Regions from separate parts of the Homo sapiens genome. Here region 2 is linked to region 1. A link is a contact called in ENCODE Hi-C or POLR2A ChIA-PET data. All regions are on one chromosome and are shown on one strand. Each heading gives the region's core, a stretch centred on a gene start or an enhancer-like site at or near the end of the contact. The rest is flanking DNA. Distances are from core to core; before and after follow the strand shown.

Region 1 (3,349 bases), core at 477-2,976:
ATCCCTAAACATTTTCACCAGTTTTAAGCGTACCCACACATCACTAGAGAATTTCATGACAAAACACCAAGTATGCTACCATGCAACGAAACCTTTATTAACATTTTGAACAGGTTCAGCTATTACTGAAACTTGTAATTTCTAAACTTAAGTTGGGGCAAATGGCTATAGTGCAGAGTAATGCCATCACTGGGCACTGCGAATGCCATGACTGAAGAATTAACAGCCACCCCTCAGGCGCAGGACCAGGTGCAGGGTCGACTCTTTCTGGATGTTGTAGTCAGAAAGAGTGCGGCCATCTTCCAGCTGCTTGCCTGCAAAGATGAGCCTCTGCTGGTCGGGGGGGATGCCTTCTTTATCTTGGATCTTGGCCTTCACATTTTCGATGGTGTCACTGGGCTCCACCTCCAGAGTGATGGTCTTGCCGGTCAGGGTCTTCACGAAGATCTGCATACCACCTCTCAGACGCAGGACCAGGTGCAGGGTCGACTCCTTCTGGATGTTGTAGTCAGAAAGAGTGCGGCCATCTTCCAGCTGCTTGCCTGCAAAGATGAGCCTCTGCTGGTCGGGAGGGATGCCTTCTTTATCCTGGATCTTGGCCTTCACATTTTCGATGGTGTCACTGGGCTCCACTTCCAGGGTGATGGTCTTGCCGGTCAGGGTCTTCACGAAGATCTGCATACCACCTCTCAGACGCAGGACCAGGTGCAGGGTCGACTCCTTCTGGATGTTGTAGTCAGAAAGAGTACGGCCATCTTCCAGCTGCTTGCCTGCAAAGATGAGCCTCTGCTGGTCGGGGGGAATGCCTTCCTTATCCTGGATCTTGGCCTTCACATTTTCGATGGTGTCACTGGGCTCCACCTCAAGGGTGATGGTCTTGCCGGTAAGGGTTTTCACGAAGATCTGCATTTTGACCTAGTTTAAAAGTAAAACATAAGCGTGTCACCTCAGGATCATTGTATTTCTTGCTTTTACACCTAATATTCTTCAAAATTAGCAACTATTCCTTCAAAATGCCTTAAATACGTTAATATTCCGCAAGCCTCCCCTCAATTTTACAAGGCTAAGTCACTTAATACGAAATTCGTCATTCAAGGTTTCAACGTCAACAGCGGAAAATCCAGAGCGCTCTCTTACCAAGCGTCCACAGCTTTCCCCACTAACTGTTCCGGATATTCAAACTCCCCCGACCGAACTCCAATCTGCCTCAAACCTAAGCACGGTGTTAGGCAAACTGAAAACAAAACCAAACCCACAAGACTCGCGAAATAAAAATCCCATTGAAACACAAGAAGGGGCACCTTTCTCACACTGGGATTCCAAAGTAAAGGCTTCCAGAAACCACACAAACTACCTCTTTTCCGCCTTCCCCGCGAAGTAAACTCGACAGAATCGCCGATCGGTTAGGCGTCCGTTAGTTTCCGTCAACGCGCGCGCGCGCCAACCGCCCTCGCCCCCCTCAGGTCAACAAGGCCCACTGTCCCGGAAAGGCCCAGCGCCGCGTCACCTCGCCCTCCCCTCCCCCACGCCCTCCCCTCAGCGGCCCACCCAACCCCAAGAAGCCTCCACCTTGACCTCACCCATTCCCCCCTCTCACACCCCCCCAAGGTCGTTACGGCTGCGGGCCAGTACCTGTTAGCGGATACCAGGATCCTGCCAATCACCAACCACGTCCACCCACAGGGACACAAACAAGCTCACCCAACAAAGCCAACCGCCCCTAAATGCTCCGGGCTGGCGGAGCGCAAATTTATGCAACGAGTGTTGCGTCACTTATCACCCCTCACGTAGACGCCGTCTCCGTGCGCCGCTGAAAGTAGTTCGCCGCGCCCAACCTCCCGAGAGGCAGTTTAGGCTTTTCAACTGAGCCCCAAATTCCTCATAGCCGTAAGAAAGGCTCCTAAAAAATTATTTCCCTTCTCCTCTATGCGCTTCTCTTCCTTCTTTAGGAAAATATAAGAAAATTATCAGGCGGATGAATTTGAGTTGAAGAAACCTTCCTCGAAAGCTCTGGAAACTTCCTTGCAGCGCCGGCACTGATTGGTTAGGCCTGCGAAGGCGAGGTCGGCGCTGATTGGTGGGGGACGCGGTGGCTCTGTTGTTGCTGGGCTCCACCTGGGGTGGCTTAGCGCCGAGGTTGCTAAGTAACTGAGCGCGCGTGCGCCGCACAGGCGCGCCGTCCTGAAAGAGGGTATTTCCGGCGGGAGAAGGAGGGGGGGTCTTTCCTTTTTTTTCTTGAGACGGAGTTTCGCTCTTGTTTCCCAGGCTGGAGTGCAATGGCGCGATCTCGGCTCATCGCAACCTCCGCCTCCCGGGTTCAAGCGATTCTCCTGCCTCAGCCTCCCAAGTAGCTGGGATTACAGGCATGCGCCACCACGTCCGGCTAATTTTTTGTATTTTTAGTAGAGACGGGGGTTTCACCATGTTTGTCAGGCTGGTCTCGAACTCCTGACCTCAGGTAATCCACCCGCCTCGGCCTGCCAAAGTGGGCCGCCGCGCCTCAGAAGCGGGACGGCGTGGCACCCGATATCGAGACACCTGATGGTGATTGTGAAGCACAATTCCCTCTCCCATGTTTTAAAAACGCGCGCCCCTGGCCGGGCGCGGAGGCTCACGCCTGTAATCCCAGCACTTTGGGAGGCCGAGGCGGGTGGATCATGAGGTCAGGGGTTCAAGACCAGCCTGGCCAAGGTGGTGAAACCCCGTCTCTACTAAAAATACAAAAAAATTAGCCGGGCGTGGTGGCGGGCGCCTGTAATCCCAGCTACTTGGGAGGCTGAGGCAGATAATTGCTTGAACCTAGGAGGCAGAGATTGCAGTGGGCCGAGAATGTGCCACTGCATTCCAGTCTGGCGACAGAGTGAGACTCTGTCTCAACAAACAGACAAACAAAAAACACGAGCCCCTCATACACTGGCCAGTTGTTTTTGCTTTTTTGTGACAAAGTCTGGCTGTGTCCCCAGGCTGGTGTGCAGTGGTGTGATCACCGTTCACTGCAGCCTTGACCTCCAGGGCTCAAGTTATCCTGCCACCTCAGCCTCCCAAGTGGCTGGGACCGTGGACCACGCCTGGCTTTTTAATTTTGTATTTATTTTTTGAGACGGAGTCTCACTCTGTCACCCAGGCTGAAGGCCAGTGGCGTGATGTGGCTCACTGCAACCTCCACCTCCCTGGTTCAAGCGATTCTCCTGCCTCAGCTTCCTGAGTAGCTGGGATTACAGGTGCGTGTCACCATGCCTGGCTAATTTTTGTATTTTTTAGTACAGATGGGGTTTCACCACGTTGGTCAGGCTGGTCTCGAACTCCTGACCTCAGGTGATCTGCCTGCCTCGGCCTCCCAAAGTGCTGG
Region 2 (3,383 bases), core at 694-3,193, 190 kb before region 1:
AAGCGGAACCAGTAGATATTTAAGATACTTGTGGCAAAGAGTTGGCTTACTCGATTGAGGGGGTGACCAGGTGAGTCCAAAGTCCATAAGAGCACCCCATCAGGAAGGGCAGGCTGGAAGCTGTGGTACGCTGATGGAGTTTCTTCTCCATCAGGGAAACTTCGGTTCTTTTTTGAAAGCTTTTAACTGATTGAATCAGGCCCACCCAAATTATCTAGGATAATCTCCCATGCTACTTAGTCCAACTGGGTTTATGGGCTTCAATCTCATCTACAAAATGCCTTTACAGCAACACCTAGATTCGTGTTTACTTAAATAGCAAGAGACTGTAGCCTAGCCAAGTTGACACATCAAAAGACCATCACACTCCCCAAGTTTGTTTTTTTTTTTTTTTGAGATGGAGTCTTGCTCGTGTCGCCCAGGCTGGAGTACATGGAGTGCAGTGGCAAAATCTCAGCTCATTGCAACCTCCGCTTCCCAGGTTCAAGTGATTCTCCTGCCTCAGCCTCTTGAGTAGCTGGGATTACAGGCGTGCGCCACCACACCAGGCTAATTTTTGTTCTTTTAGTAGAGACGGAGTTTCACCATGTTGGCCAGGCTGGTCTCAAACTCCTGACCTCAGGTGATCTACCTGCCTGGGCCTCCCAAAGTGCTGGAATTACAGGCGTGAGCCACCGCGCCCGGTCCAACTTTCTTTTTGTTAAAATTTTCCTGGTGTGGTGATATTAAGAGTCTTTGACAGTCCTCCTCCACCCTCACAGGATTCTGCCTCCATTTGATTCTCTGTAGGCTTGTGATTGCTTTGACCAAGAGTCTGACAGAATTGGTGTTAGGTGACTTCCAAGGCCATGTTATAATTGGCCATGGCGCTTCTCTCTTGTTCACTGGAATGCTCACTCTTGGAGCCCAGAGCCACCATGTAACAAGTCCAGCTGCCCTCAGTCCTTTATGCTGGAGAGACCACATTGAGGCACTCTGGTCAAACACAAGCCGAGTTCATCTTTTAGCCCATCTCCTCCCAAGCAGTAGACATGTGAGTGGAAAAGCCATCTTGGAAGCGGGCCCTCCCAGCCATCAAATCATCCCAACAGAGGCTACAGACATAATGAGGCAAAGGCCCACCCACTCAGTTCCCCTTTCAAATTCCTCACCATGAAATTTATGAGCATAATACGGTGATTGTCCTTCAAAACCACTAAGTTTTGGGGTGGTTTGTTAATAGAACAGTAGATAACGGGAACACCTTGAATATGTTTTTCTATGCTTTTATTTTTCCAGTGTTTTATGTATTTTTGTTTTGTGTCTCTTAGAAATAACAGCTACTCGGGAGGCTGAACCCAGGAAGTTCAAGTGAGAATCACTTGAACACAGGAGAATCACTTGAACCCAGGAGGCGGAGGTTGCAGTGAGCCGAGCTCGCACCATTGCACTCCAGCCTGGGCGACAGAGCGAGACTCCGTCTCAAAAGAAAAAAAAGAAAGAAAGAAAGAACATGGGTTTTTTTCCCCCAATCTGAGAGTCTCAGAATCAAATTCCTGAGGAGGAAGTGAAAACCTTTCACAGTTAGTATGTATGCACAGTAAAGCCCGAAACCGCACATTAAGTCTTTCTGCCTTTAGACCCACATCTTCCCTGCCCATTCTTCCTCTAGGAAATCTGGCGCCCAGTTTTCTCTGCGTAGTTGGCGCGGGGCTTCAACTCCCGGCGCTCCTCCAGCTACTGGCACCTCCCTGGCCTCCAAGACGTCTACCAGACCTGCGTCTGCCCGGGGAAACTTTGAAGTTCCCTTCGGAACCTCGCAGGCTGACAAGCAAGTCAGAGCGATGGGTGGAGGAGGTTGCCATGGAGACAGGTCCAGGGCCAGAGGCGCGGGAGGGGGAGGCGGCAGCTTGGGCTCCGATTGGCTCTGCGGGCGCGCAGCGTTCCTCTGGCGCACATGCGCAGTGACGCCGAGGCGAGGTCGCGGCTAAGCAGAGGCGCCGGGGTTTCTGGGCCGGGCTTCTCAGGACCGGGCTGGAACGTGCAGCTCCTGGCCGGGACACTCTGTGCTTTGCGGGGAAGGGAAGTGGCGGAGCCCGAGGATCCGCTGCCGCTCGGGACTGAGCCCGCCACGCAGGCGCCTGTGCCAGCGTCGCCATTGTTGCCTGTGGCCTTAGGGCCGCTCCGGCTGCCCGTCGGCCGGGTCCCAGCGACAGGTATTGATGTCCGGGCGCAGCGCGCGAGTGTCCGCGCGATCAGTGACAGCCCGAGCCCGTCCACGCGCGGGCTCCCGTGCTCGTGGCTTGCGGGAGGGCAAAGACGGGGTGGAGGCTGCTGTGGGCCCAGTCCCAGCGTTGCGCGTCGCACGGTCCCCGACTCCCCCGCTGCCCTCGACCTCGACCCTGCGGCTGAAGAGGAGTAAGAGGCAGAGGGACTTGGCCGGGAAGGGGAGGCGACAGGAGGCAAGGCAAGGCTGTCGCATCACCTCCGCAGGGCCTTGTAAACAGTTGTCTTTGGTGGCACGACTGTGCCTCAGCAGGGCTCGGAGCTGGAGCCTGGGGAGAGGTGGTGTCGGTTCTCCTCCAGATCAGGCCGGTTCTAAGGTTTCCTTCGAGAATCCTGGTTTCGAATATATCCCTAAAGAACTGTCTCCTATAGAAGCACTTAAAGGACTTGAAGTCACACCAACCTCTTCACTCTTTTCCAGTCCAACCCGCTGGTCTTCCCAACCCTCTGATAGTGAAAGGCTAGAATCGGCTGGCATTAACATGCAACGCAGATAAATGGCTCGCCCTTTCCCCTGACAGTTCCCTTGGGAACCTTGAGCACTGTATTAAGAAGAAATTCTCCTAGTTTCTTCCAAGTAACAGATTCACTTTGTTATTGTTGAGAGTCCGTTCAGTCATTACAGCTTCTGTAACATCAGTGACTAAAATAATGAAACTATTTTCTCTATAAAAATGTTTAATTTTTGTTACAACAGGTTAGAGGTTTAATCTGTTGTTTGGCTTAGATTCGAGTCATTGCCTCTGACACTACCTTTTTAATAGCAGCTCCATCCCCCACCAACCCCAAGCAGATGGCAGTTCCCTTACAAGTCTAAGGATATAGGGGAGGAAGACAAGGTAAAGCTTATGTGTGTTCATCTATGCACACTGCGAGTCTGTTTCTGTGTGTGTATATGTATAGTAGAGTACACCAGGGATTCTTGACCTTGTGGTCCATGCTTGTGTTTCAGGGTCTCTTATCCATCCCTGCAAGTTCTGGGCTCAGAATTTGTCACTAAGGCTGCTAACTCTACCTTGATTCTGTTCTGCCCTCGGCTGCAGCAGCCTTTGATATAGTGTCCTTGTGACTCTAGCATGAGACTTCAAGCAGTTGGCTCACTACTGGAGAAATAAAGG

Evidence for each region. A loop is a pair of places that touch in the nucleus more often than their neighbours do. ChIA-PET counts read pairs that join two places held with the same protein, here RNA polymerase II (POLR2A). Pooled maps may share reads with other maps.
Region 2: a loop to region 1 is called in a pooled map, with 5 times the contacts of the local background. The contact joins the promoter of ZNF287 here to the promoter of UBB in region 1. A Hi-C loop is called at or near these places in 9 of 50 pooled maps. POLR2A ChIA-PET finds 5 or more read pairs at or near these places in 6 of 52 experiments (AG04449, AG04450, HEK293 and 3 more).

What each region holds. Positions count from the first base shown.
Region 1 is chr17:16,379,468-16,382,816 of GRCh38, reverse strand. It overlaps UBB (ubiquitin B), which reads right to left and starts at 1,726. Exons shown (of 2, transcript NM_018955.4): 1 at 1,633-1,726; 2 at 77-915. The coding sequence starts at 909. The coding sequence ends at 220. RefSeq lists an enhancer at 1,747-2,026.
Region 2 is chr17:16,567,764-16,571,146 of GRCh38, reverse strand. It overlaps ZNF287 (zinc finger protein 287), which reads left to right and starts at 1,943. Exons shown (of 6, transcript NM_020653.4): 1 at 1,943-2,195; 2 at 3,218-3,383. RefSeq lists enhancers at 1,879-2,378, 2,379-2,880.